Regions from separate parts of the Homo sapiens genome. Here region 1 is linked to region 2. A link is a contact called in ENCODE Hi-C data. All regions are on one chromosome and are shown on one strand. The core of a region is the stretch at or near the end of the contact, and the rest is flanking DNA. Distances in the headings are between cores, read along the strand shown. Region 1 holds the start of ASB12 (ankyrin repeat and SOCS box containing 12). Region 2 holds the start of ZC4H2 (zinc finger C4H2-type containing).

Region 1 (6,320 bases), core at 2,497-4,996, 750 kb before region 2:
CCCCACCCCTCTTTGTTAGTCTGGGACCTCAGGTACCTACCTCATAGAAAGAAAATTATGAGGTGGGTGGGTAGGGTCACCCTAAACTTTAGGCCCCTCCCCACCCACCAGCATCAGCTCCATATATGGTGTTATTATTTATTCATTCTTGGGGTGCAATGGGAAGGACAGGATTTTGGAAATCCAGCAGACCCAGGTTTGCAGCTCAGCACTCTCAGTTCTTTGCTGAGTAACCTTGGGTAAGTCTCTTCCCTTCTTTGGGACTCAGTTTCCTCATCTATAAGACAGAAATGGAAGTCACTTTCTCATGAGGTTATTAGGAGTAAGAGAGCTACTACATACTCTGCACCTTTAGCCTCCATCTTAGGAGACAAAACTTAGGAGAATAAACTTCTATGGTCCTTTGTCCCACTCTAGCTATCTTTCTCTTCGTCTCTCCCTTCTTTACACCAAACATATCCAAATAGTTTTCTACTATGTACTTCACCACCTTCCATTCACTTGTCCATTCTCTGCAGTCTGGCTTCACCCACACTCAAACATACACCAAGAAAGCTCTTCAAAAGGTCATCTTTGTGGTTAAATCCAGTGGATATCTTGAAGATCTTTTCTTCCCTGACTTTTCTGGAATATCTATCCCTACAGACCACTCCTCCCTACAAACTCCTCCATCAGCTTCTTTGCCAGCACACTCTCCTGATTTTTCTCCCTTCCCATTCTCCCCTGAAATATTTGTGTTCTCTTCTCCAACCTCTTCTCTCCAGTCGCTCTCACCTTTATTCTGATTATTTTAAGCGTCTCTATCCGAGCCCCCAGCTCTCTCTTTAGCTCCAGGCATGTATCCACTGAGTTTCTTCAAGCACTTCAAAGACAGCAGTATCACATCACCACCACTACCACCATGACTAAACTTGATCCATATATCATTTCCTCACCATCTACCTGGTCAACCAAACCAAAAACCAAGACTCCTGTCAATGCTCTTGCCTCTTTATCCCACTCTCATAAAATCCCATCAAGTCCTGTGGATTTTACCTACTAAAGACTTCTCCAGACCATCTGTGCTCTTCAGGGACCATTCTCATTGACTATGCTTCATCTAGGCCCCCACTGCCTTTTGCCTCAGCAGTTATAGTGGTCTCATAGGTAGTTTCTCTTTTCAATATTTTCTCCACATTGTTGCTAAAGTGGTAATTTAAAAATACATATCTGATCTCTACCAATCCTCTGTTTTAAATACCTTAATGGCTCCCCTTTCTTTCCAGCTACAGCCCAAATACTTTAGCCCAGCTCAGAGGTCCTTCATGAATAAATCTTGGCCAATCTCTCCAGCCTCACTTCCTACTACTCCTTGACTTATATCCTGAGGTCCAGTGACAAGAGACAAAAAGTGATGGCTCTCCATATACACCATGTTTCTTTCTGCCACATGCAACTCCTTCTGCCAAGTTAATTCCTGCAGAGTCTGTGTTATAGCACTATAGCAGTCATCACACTGTATTGTAACTTCTATATGGGTCTTTGTTTGCCCTAGTGCAGATAAAGAGGCCTTATGTGGTAGTGGCAAAACATGGGAGTTCTGCTTCTACCCCAGCTCTAGCATTTAGTAGCTGTGTGACCTGGGGCAGGTCACTTAATCTCTCTGTGCCCATTTCTTCATCTGTAAAGACAAAATAACAATAGTATCTGCCTTGGAGGGTTCTTAGGATTAAATGAGTTAGTACATAGTAAGTGCTTAGAATAGTGCCTGAAAGTAGTTCTCAGTAACTATTTTTACTATGATGATGATTGTTACTTATGTCTCCATTTTCTAAGGCTATTGCTCCCTACTTAATGTTCTAGAACCTCAGAGCTGCAAGGGACCTTGTAGATCATTTAATTTAATTTTTTCAATTTACAGATGGGGAAACCAAGGTTCAGAGCAGAGCAGGGACTTTGGTAAGGTCACATGGTTGTTATTGTTAGTTGTCTCATTAACAAGAACTCAGAACACACTTATAATCCTGTGCTTTTCAAAGCAATTTCATGTAACAAAATAGGTAATATTATCCCCATTTTTTGGATGGAGGAAACTGAGTCCAGAGAGGGTAAGGGGTTTTCCATATACCTTACATCAAGGCAAAAGCAGAGTCAGAAATAGAATCCAGGTTTCTCTACTCCTCCTCCTGTTCTTTCTATTACAAGATGAAACACAAACACATACCCCCCTCCCTTGACTCCAGCAGTCACATTGCAGCTCCCAGGATCTTCAGCTTTTGAGTGTCATGCTGAATTCCAGGGTCTTCGGTAATGGAAGGTTCCTTTACAAATAATTTATTCTGATAACTGGTAGGAATTCCCTCCTTAATATTTTATTTTGGCGACTGGGATCTGGGCAGATAATTGGCAGGGAGTGGCAGAGGGAAGTGCTGAAGTTCTTGCTAAGGTTCATACCAAGAGCCCACAGCAGAGCTCATATAATGAGCCTCCAGAGGGAGACCAAGCCATGCTCTCCAGCTGGCTGTGGCACTGGAGTGAATCGTGCCTCCATTAGATAAGGACAAGGAAATCCAGCTAGCCTGTTGTCTTACCTCACTTTGCTGTAGTTTATTAATCAAAGAGTTACTATGTGCCTGTTATGTGCACGTAGCTCCTTCCTGATCCTAAAGATGTAGGAGTTTTAAACCTTTTTTTTTGTGATATTGGTTCCTGTGACAAACTAGCAAAGTCTGTAAACACCTTTCAGAATGGTTTTTGCTACATAAAACACATAAAATTAAAGGAAACCAATTATATTAAAATGTGACTGTCAAAATATTTTTAAATGCATGATATAGTAAGAGATGTTCTTTAGTAACACATTAAATAAAAAGGTCTAGTAATAATTTCTAAGTGGTAATAAATGACATTTCAAGATCTCTGCCACAACTGTAATATGATATGAAATATCTGTGGTTTCTTCTGGTAACCAAATTACATGAACTGGTTATGCTACTGCCATTTGATACCTGCATTCATCCTTGAAGGAAATAGTACATTTTAGTTAGAGGTTAGGGGGAAAAAAGGTAATTGTCTATTCATCCAAGTTTCTGGACCCCTTGAATTCTATCTAAGGCCCTCTTGGTGTCTGTCAATCCAGGTTAAGTACTCCCACAGGAAAGTGGTTGGTTTCCGTGCATCCTAGAGCATTCCTTCAGGCATTAGCAGAACGTTTTTAAGCCTCATCTTCCTTCTCTCACCCTTACGAGTTCTGCCCTTATGCCCTTAAACCCACTCTAAGGCACCCACACACACAGACTAGCCAACACCACACAGGGACACAAAGACAAATCTCCACACTTCCTGTAGTGTATAATCACAATTGCTCTCAAGAAGCAGGTCTGTTTAGACCCGAGGTCCTAGGCAGACATATCCTCTTGGGACACACAAGGCAGGGAGCTGGCATTATATCCCTCCTCCCTCCTCCTGGTGGGTTGCCCTAACGACCTTCCAAGCGCCTCCCCCAACTCCCACCACGTCCCAGACCCAGCGGAAACAGCCTACAACGGGAAGTGGGTGATCACAGGTCTGTGGGCCCGCAGTGGTCACTCTTCTCAAACCGGTCCTAGGCTCCAGGTACTCACCGGGCTTCAGCCTGAGGCCATGCTGCCCAGGGTCGCTGCCCCCCGCCCCTCTGTGAAACATTGGGGCCCTGGTGTCCCCTCCTTAGGGAGCCCCCACGGCCCCAACCTGGAGCAGCTGGGGCTCTCGTTTCCCACTGTTAACAATGCCGTTGAAAGACTAGGAGTCAGTCCCTAGTCTTGGTCCAAGGGGCTAATTTTAGGCTACCCTCCACCCCCTCTTCCCAGGCCGTGTTATCTTACCAGTGCCATTCTGGGAGCGATTTCAGTAAGAGGAGGGGCTCTCCCATGGGGAAGTCCTGGAAGGACTGACTGACAGATAGACAGGTGCCTGGTGAGGCTAGGGTTCCTGCTCCCAGCCTATCCTCCTATATCCCTCCCTGCCACTCAAATGGGAGACAGGGTGAGGCCCCTGAGCTGCGGTTGTTCCCACACCTCCACCAGGGGGCACTGAGAAGGTCCAGCCTCAGCCTAGCACACTTTTTTTTTCTCTTTTTTTTTTTTCTAATTATACTTTAAGTTTTAGGGTACATGTGCACAACGTGCAGGTTAGTTACATATGTATACATGTGCCATGTTGGTATGCTGCACCCAGTAACTCGTCATTTAACATTAGGTATATCTCCAAATGCTATCCCTCCCACCTCCCCCCACCCCACAACAGGCCCCGGTGTGTGATGTTCCCCTTCCTGTGTCCATGTGTTCTCATTGTTCAATTCCCACCTATGAGTGAGAACATGCAGTGTTTGGTTTTTTGTCCTTGCGATAGTTTGCTGAGAATGATGGTTTCCAGCTTCATCCATGTCCCTACAAAGGACATGAACTCATCATTTTTTATGGCTGCGTAGTATTCCATGGTGTATATGTGCCACATTTTCTTAATCCAGTCTATCATTGTTGGACATTTGGCTTGGTTCCAAGTCTTTGCTATTGTGAACAGTGCTGCAGTAAACATACGTGTGCATGTGTCTTTACAGCTGCATGATTTATAATCCTTTGGGTATATACCCAGTAATGGGATTGCTGGGTCAAATGGTATTTCTAGTTCTATATCCCTGAGGAATCTCTTCTTTTTTCTCTTCTGAACTGAGCCTCTCTGCATATCCTCCAACTCGTTGCCCCTCCCCTTCCTTCACTGCTCAGAGTGAGGAGGAAGGTAGGAAGGAGAAGCCTCCATAACAGAATGTGTTCTCACTCAGCTTTTCTAAAGCTTAAGAAGGCCTTGGTCATTTATAAAGACCTTCCCAGTCCACTGACCCACCAGGCTCAGCCTGAAGAAAATGCCCACAACCTCCCACTATCCTCACCCTAAAGCATCACCATTACTTTAATGTGTCCAGCACTGGAAACTTTGTCAAAAACTCAGCTCTCACTTTTTCTGCCCCAAAACAGCCCTCTAGGGATCTGAACCCAGATATTATATCCTCCATGTCACCTTGTTTCAGGGAAAACAGCCCCAGCTCCTTCAACTATTTCTTTCAATCTGTTATCTATTTAGTTCCCTCCCCAGTCTTGTCTACCTCACTCATGAAGTGGTCAAGCAATCTGCTTGCACATTGATAGTGCCAGGGAGCTCACAGAAGACCAGATAACTCCTCTGGAAAATGTGGGAATGTCCTAGTGTGATCAGTGACTCTGAAGATCAGAAACATCAAAAAGCATACCAGTTTCAGCTTAGCTTGAGCCAGGGGACTTTGTCTGAGGCCTCATGCAAGCCCAATTAGCAGTCAACAAATAAGCTATTATGATGCTAAAGATGACAGAGTAAGGTGTTATTCTTGAAAAAAAGATTTGCAGGATTTTTTAATGTAAGTTTTTGTTGAGATAATTGTAATTCACATGTGGTTGTGGAATTAATACAGATTCCAAGTACACTTTACTGAGTTTCTCCCAATGCTAACATCCTGCAATACTATAGTACAATATCTCAAGTATGACATTGGCATTGATACAATCCACTTATCTTATTTAAATCTCCCCAGGTTTACTTGTACTTTTTTGTGTCTGTGTGCGTACATTTAATTCTATACAATTTTATTACATGTAGCTTGTGTATACCACCTTAGACAATATACAGAATAGTTCTATCCCAATTAGGATATTTCACATTGCCTTTTATAGCCATATCTACTTCCTTCCTACTTCCTTTCCATTCTTCCCACCTTGGTACCTAACCCCTGGAAACCTCTAATCTGTTCTTCATATCTATAATTTCAAAATTATATGAATGAAACCATACATGATATAAACATTTGGAATTAGGTTTTTCACTCAGCATGTCCTTGAAATTAATTCAAGTTGCTGTATGTATCAAGTTTGTTTATTTTTATTGCTAAATGTGATTTATAGTAGGTATGTAGCATAATTTGTTTAATTATTGACCGATTGAAGGACATGTGGGTTCTATTTACTATCTGTCTACTATGAATAAAGCTGCTATGAACATCTGTGTACAGGTCTTTATCATTGTCGTTTTATAGTAGAGTAGATTGACTCCTTTAGCTTTACTATTTCATTTCAAGATTGTTTTAGCTATTTTAGTATCTGCACCTCTTTATATAAATTTTAGAACCAGCTTGTCTATGCCTACAAAAAACCTCTTTGAGATTTTGATAGAAATTGTGTTAAATCTATATATCAGTTTGGTTATATATATCAGAGTGCTTTGTTATACTGAGTCTTCCAGTGTATGCACATGATATGTTTTTACATTTATTTAGG
Region 2 (6,910 bases), core at 2,261-4,760:
TAAAATTGTCAAAAGCAGTTTAATTTAAGTCACTTTTGGAACACACACATTTGGAATTGTTATGTCTTCTTGGTAGATTGACTATTTTTCATTATGTAATATCCATCTCTAGGAATTTTCTTTGCTCTGAAGTCTGTTTTATTTGATATTAAGATGGCCATTCCTGCTTTATTTTGATTAATGTTTGCAAGGTATTTAGACTATTTGTTGTGAACATAATTATTGATACATGAAGGCTAAGTCTGCCTTTTTATTTTTTTTTCTGTTCATTCTCCGTAATTTTAGTTTCTCCATTTTCTTTGCCCTGCCTGCCTGTGGGTGACTGGAGCATTTTTTAAAAATTCATATTGATTTATTTATAATGTTTTGAGTACATTTCTTTGTATAGCATTTTCAGTGTTTTCTCTCAGTAATATATTATGTATACATAATTTATTTAATAGTCTTCTGACATTACCACTTTACATGCTTGAATGAAGTGTAGAAGCATGTCCTCCCCTTTACATCTCTTTACATTTACAATCCCCTTTACATTCCCCAGTTTACAATATAAATGTGTTAAATATTTCCTCTACATATGCTGAGACCACACTAGATAACAGTATAAATTTAGCTTCAATTATCAAAATACAAGAAATTTCAAGAGGAAAGAGAAAGTCTACTGCATTAACCATGCTTTTGCTTACTGTTTATTGTTTCTTTTCTGTTTTCAGAGCTTACTATCATCTTTTTTTAGGGTATATCTAAATTCCTTAGTATTTCTTCATTGGAGAATGTCTTGATTACCCATTCAATACTGAAGGATATTATTATTGGACATAGATTTATGGGTTGTCACTTCTTTTCCTTCAGCACTTACAAAATGCTAGGGCATCGTCAGTTTCTGATGATAAATCTGTCATTCTAATTTTTTTTTTCCTTTGTAGCTTTTGTTTCTCTTCAGCTGTTTTGAAGAAGTTTCCTTTTTCTTTCATTTTCAGAAGGTTGATTACAATGTGTTTTGGAGTGTGTTTCTTTGTGTCAATTATGTTGGTGTTTGCTCCTCTTCTTGAATCTAAATGTTTATGTCTTTTGCACAATTTGGGAAGATTTTAGTCATTATTTTTCCCAATACTTTTCCAATCCTGCCCTCTTTCTCCTGGGAATTTGTTGGCATAAATGTTAAAGCTTTTGTTATAGTGCCACAGTGATTTCTATTGTTTTATATTTGTAAGCTATTTTTTCCCTCTCTCTTCTCCACCTTACTGTTGAACCTATCCATTGAGTTTTTTGGGGTTTTTATGTTACTGTATTTTTCAGTTCTAAAAATGTCACTTTGTTCTTCTTTATGTTTTATATTTCTTTGTTGAGACTTTCTATTCATTTTCTGAGATTTTCTACATTATCATTTGTTTCAAGTGTATTGTAACTGCTCACTGAAATGTTTTTAGGACAGGTGCTTTAAGATCCTTATCAGATAATTCTAACATGGGTGTTATCTCAGTATTGGCATCTGTTTATTTTCTCTTCTCATTCAAGTGGATATCTTAGTATGGAAAGTGATTTTTGATTAAAAGTTGGATACTCTGGATCTTATTTAAATCTTTTGTTTTAGCAGTCCTCTACCACTCTCTTGGATGGAAGAGGGACAGTAGAAGTCCAGTTTCTCCACTGTCTCTTGACATCCAGTTTGGAGAAGGGCTGTTTGTTACTGCTGTTTAGAGGTGAAAGTTTGGCCTTCTCTCTGGGCCTATGCTGATTCCATCCTAGCTGGTTGAGGTAGAAACTCCTAGTTACCACTGGTAAGGGTAGAAGTCATGGTTCTCCATATGGTCTTCACTGGGAGAGGTCTATTTTCACTGGGGATTAAAGTCCTTGCTCACAACTGGTCCTTCTCTGGGCATGGGGTGGTGGTTCCTTTGAAGCTTGGTGAGAGTGGAAGTCTAGGCTCTCCATTTGCAAGCCTAAGCTTCTGACTAGCTGCATCGTTATGACAGCTGGCATTCTACTGTACTAAGGTGTCTCACTTTCTAGCTAGCTTCTGATGCTTTTGCCAAAAAAAAAAAAAAAAAAAAAAAAAATTGCAACATATTCCCTTCTCCTTTCCAGACTTTACCTGGGACATAGTGGGAAAAGGAATACCTTTGCAGGCAGACCAACAAAATGTGGCAATTTCAAGCTGCGTGGCTGTGGGAAAATCACTCAAATTCTCTGGGCCTCTATTTCCCCAGCTGTAAAGGAGGAGTAGGAAGCTCACAGGACTCTTGCTGAATGAGCAAAAGTAGGTCAAAGGGCCTGGCACACAGGGGCGGGAAGGGACTCAATAAATGATAGTTCCCTTCCTTTACCTCTCCTGTAGAAAGAGAGATGCAACCCCTCAAGAAGAAGAAGAAACCAAGGTGCTTTACCTACCACCACTAATCACCATGTGTAGGTCTCATCCAGCACTCTAAGGGTTAAATCTCATGATCAAAGTCTTATTTCTTAAAGAAACACACTTGACATCTTCCACCTTGGGTTCTCAGAAAACACTCCAGGGAGAGAGCTTGACCCAGGCCACTCTCAGAGTGAGAGCAAAAGCCAAAGCAGGGGCTCACGCTGAGAAGGCGAGGTGAAGAAAGACCTTGTGCCAGCCCACACAGCCCGCCTGGCGCTATTGTGTTCTGAGCAAGGACAATATCATCGCTTTGCCAAAAGCTGCTCCAGGAGCAACCGTGTAGCGGACTCCACTTCGGCAACTCCCACTTTGCCAGCCCGCCTGTCACCTCCAGCTCCTCAGAGCAGCTGTCGCGATCCCACCATCAGCGCAGCGACCGCGTCCCCAGTCCCCATTGCTCCCATCCCCCTCCCAAGCGCGGGATAGGAAGGAAGAAAGTGGCGAGTGAGTGAAAGGAAAACGAGCGCGCGCCATTCTCCCAGCTCCGCCCGCTGAGATTCCTCTGCAACCCCCAGTTGGCAGCCCCTGGCAGCAGCCACCAGCCCCGATGCGCTAGACTTGGCTCTCAAAAGCCTTTCCCGAACTCCAGGTTCTGAAGTTGAACAAGAGACTGGAAAAAAATCCCGACTCCTAAAGAGCAAGGAGCCAAAGACACCTTGGGGCACACAAGTACTTTTAAAAAACGTGTCCATGAATGCAGAGCCCTGACCTCCACCTCGAGAAGAATAAAACTGTCTTGGTACCAAACCCGTGTTTCTTCATCTTTGCTTTCTCAGCCACATCTGGCAAGAGGTCTCTCTCTCTCTCAACTCTCCTCAGCGCCCCTCCCATCCTCACCTCTCCGGCAAGTCTGTGGTGAATGGGCCCCTTTCCAGCTCCTCTAGACAAACAGCCCAACAATAGATAATTAGCCCTCTCCCGCAACGAAGGGTTGGAGAGGGGCGGGGAGGGGGACAACGTGCCACTTACCTGATCTCTTTAATGCTTTCCAATTTGCACATGATTTCTTGCTCATCTGCCATACTTTTCACTGTCAATTTCACGTCCCGAGAGATGTACAAATACACCAGCCAAGGGATACAATAGACACAATGTAGCCACCTCCTCCGGGCTTGGGGCTATGAGCCTGTGCGGTAGGGGCTTGGAGAGGCCTGGGAGCTGTAGTCCGGAGCTTCAGGGCCAGCCAGGAAGCCCGGGGGCCTGTAGGACTACAACTCCCAGAAGGCCAAGCGAGACATGCCTGTTTCCCTTCCTGCAGCCGCACTTTAAATCAATTTGTTATAGATAATTATGTCAAAGGTTGTGAAGAGTGCAAAGGAATGGGGATATTCGTCTGGCCCGTGTGTGGGAAAATGGAGAAAAAAATATTCCTGAAGGCAATTGGAGAGATGAGAGACATACCCATTCGCTCCCTTCGGGGGCCCTCGCACCTACCCACCCGCAAAAGATTAGCGGTAGTCGCTAATTACGCCTTGGGGATGGAAAGAAACCCTGCAGGGAAAGTAGCTTTGGAGACGTTGAATGTGCTAGCTGCTGCCTGGGGACCAGTAACTTTGGCATTCAATTTAGGGTGGGGCGGGGGTGGGGAAGAGGAGGATGGGAGGAGGGAGATGCTGCAAAAGCTGGGGGAAAGGAGAGTGGGTAAGTACTTCCAGCTACTTACCCATTCAACAAACAATTACTTAAGCTCGGACTTTGCCAGTCAATGGAAGAAGTACTGTAGGAGTCACCGGGCAAGGCAGATAAATAAAAGCAAATCCTTGCCTTTGAGGAACAGAAGAGGCTGAAAATTTACCTATTAATTACAGTACAGTGTGGTGTCAAAATACAGGAATAGATAAGGTGTAACCTGTGCAGAGAAGATGTAAATAGGTCTCAAGAGTGACTAAGAATTTGTCAGACCATAGAGGAGAATGGGCTCTCCAGGTGAGGATACAATAGAGAGAGAAAGGAAAGGATGAGTGGTTCAGAGTGCCTGAAATATAGGTTTCTTATATGAGGTGTAGAGGTGGAAAAAAGAAATGGGAGATGTAGTATTTAGAAAAGGCAGGTAGGAACCAGACTATGAAATACGTTAAATGTCAGACTAAAGGGTTTGGACTTAATCCTGTAGGCAGACATTTATCTAATAAACTTTTAAATTAATTAATTTATTTATTTATGAGACAGTCTCACTCTGTCGCCCAAGCTGGCGTGTAATGGCACAGATCTCGGCCCACTGCAACCTCCTTCTCCTGGGTTCAAGCAATTCTACTGCCTCAGCCTCCCGAGTAACTGGGATTACAGGCGCCCACCCACCATGCCCGGCTAATTTTTGTATTTCTTAGTAGAGATGGAGTTTCATCATGTTGGCCAGACTGGTCTTGAACTCCTGAGCTCAAGCAATCCACCCGCCTCAGCCTCCCAAAAGTGCTGGGATTACAGGCATGAGCCACTGCGCCTGGCCCTAATAAACATTTTTTAAGTGCTTATTCTGCACCAAGTAATGTTTAATTATTTTATGTTTCAAAGCACGGTAGTGATAAGGATGGAGGAATATTTTAGAGAGGGACTCTGGAAGCAAAGTGGAGAATGATTAGAGGACATGAGACCAGGTAAGAGGCAGTTACTCAGCGTGCACAAACAGGCCTAGAGAGCTGGACGTTGGGCAAAAGGAAGATGGTGACTCACTCCCAACTAAAAGTGAGTCAGAACTCTCTCTGAGTTTGTGCTTTCTTTTATTGAGCTTCAGTTTCCTCATCTGAAAAATGTACCTAGTGAGCCCACCTCAGAGGCTTGTTGGGAGGCCTCTATGAGATCATTCCCATGATCATGCTGAATACAGGGCTTGGTATTTTGTAGGAGCTTGAGAAGTTTGTGGAACATGAATCTCATGTCATTCTGGATGTCCACAGTGATTTTAAGCATTCTCCAGGGAAGAAATTAAAGCCCTTCTCTTCTTTGGATCCAAGATGTAATAACTTTCTTAACCATAAAATTCTCCCTGGTGTCTACATTTTCCTATTGTCTTGAAGGTTGCTATCTTGTACAGCCACTAGTTGGTATTTAAAGAACATTGAGTTGGTTAGTCACAAAGCCTGTGGATCCAGAGCCAAGAACTGGCCCCAGCTCTGTCCCGTAAGGGGAGGAGGTAAGCAACAAGCCTGCGTTAAGTGCCTGACATGTACTGGCTACTGTGCTGAGTCTGATATGTACAATCTATCATTTCATCCTCACAACCACTATGAAGGGGGCAAGTAGATTCATCCCCTTTTAGAAGGAAGAAAACTGACTCAGATAGGGAAAGTTGTTTTGCCATGTCCACACAATAAGTTATAAAGCTAGAGCCTGTGCCCAGTTTGGACCAAGTTACTTGCAGATTAATGAAGAGAGTGTGTCTGGAAAAAAAAAATATATATATATAGCAACCAAAACTACAATGGGGTCCCGAGTGTATGTATCTATGTCAAACATAAAGTGGTTTATAATGCATTAATGCTGGCTTGGGGAGAAGCGGAGGGTTTGTATGGGATGTGTGGGAAGCAATTTATGAACAGCCTTTGAGATTTTAAATTTAATGTCTCTCTCTTTTTCCATTGTCCCCTTCACCTTAAGAATCCTTACCACTGACTATGTTCACACATCTGGTAAAAGTCTGGATGTGGGTATGTATCTGTTTCAATTAAATATGTTAATGGGTTTAGAGTCTGATTTGGTAATAATTTGGGAACTATCTTGTCTTTCAAGCCTCACCGAAATCCTAGTTTACAGATGAGGAAACTGAGACCAAGAGAGGCAAAGGACTTGTCTGACATCACCCTACTTGGCTGAAACAGAACCAAGACTCCTGACTCAAGGGCCTGTGCTCTTCCTATGGCCCCATGCGGCCTGTATCAAGCTGCTGCTGCTACCATGGGGCCTGAATGCCTCTGTTACTTTTCAGCCAGAAGGTGCACTCCAATATAGGGTGTCTGCAGAGGGCCAAGCATGTCCCATGCTTCCAACTATGGACATTTAAGGGAGATAGCAGTTAATCTAAGAGAAGAGGCCATGGGAAAACCTGGAGCTTGGAAGAAGGTTTGTGCTATTTGTAACAATTAAAATGTCCAAATACAGAAAGAGTAATGTGCCTCTTAGCTTCTGCTGGTTTGCTTTTGGCTCCTTGACCTCCTTGAGAACAGATGTCTCACCTGTTCCTTGCTGAATTTTAAGAATCCAGGCTAGCAGTGAGAGGAAGGAAAATGTTGTAGAGAAACAGTGGGGAAGAGAAGGAAACTATAGCCTTCTGCCCCTTCTTCTGAAGCAGCACTTAAAACAGTATCTGCAAGCCAAGGTGGTGGCTTTTCCATAGTAAGTGTTCAGTAGCTCTCAATTGATCAGAAGTTTGCAATGGCTGAAACAATATTTAAGATATGGGCTAGCAGTGAGTTCTAATGCATGATTTTATTAGAAGAACTGATTGATTTGAGGGGTTAGAAATAAAAAAAAATCTTAGTTTTATCAGGGCCAACATTA

The links. A loop is a pair of places that touch in the nucleus more often than their neighbours do. Pooled maps may share reads with other maps.
Region 1: a pooled map of heart left ventricle shows a loop between it and region 2 (2.2-fold over the local background). The contact joins the promoter of ASB12 here to the promoter of ZC4H2 in region 2. A Hi-C loop is called at or near these places in 1 of 50 pooled maps.

The regions. Positions count from the first base shown.
Region 1 is chrX:64,226,861-64,233,180 of GRCh38, forward strand. It overlaps ASB12 (ankyrin repeat and SOCS box containing 12), which reads right to left and starts at 3,747. Exons shown (of 3, transcript NM_130388.4): 1 at 3,603-3,747. The region is part of intron 2 of LOC112268307; the gene reads left to right.
Region 2 is chrX:64,972,940-64,979,849 of GRCh38, forward strand. It overlaps ZC4H2 (zinc finger C4H2-type containing), which reads right to left and starts at 3,511. Exons shown (of 5, transcript NM_018684.4): 1 at 3,386-3,511. The coding sequence starts at 3,438. RefSeq lists an enhancer at 3,031-3,574.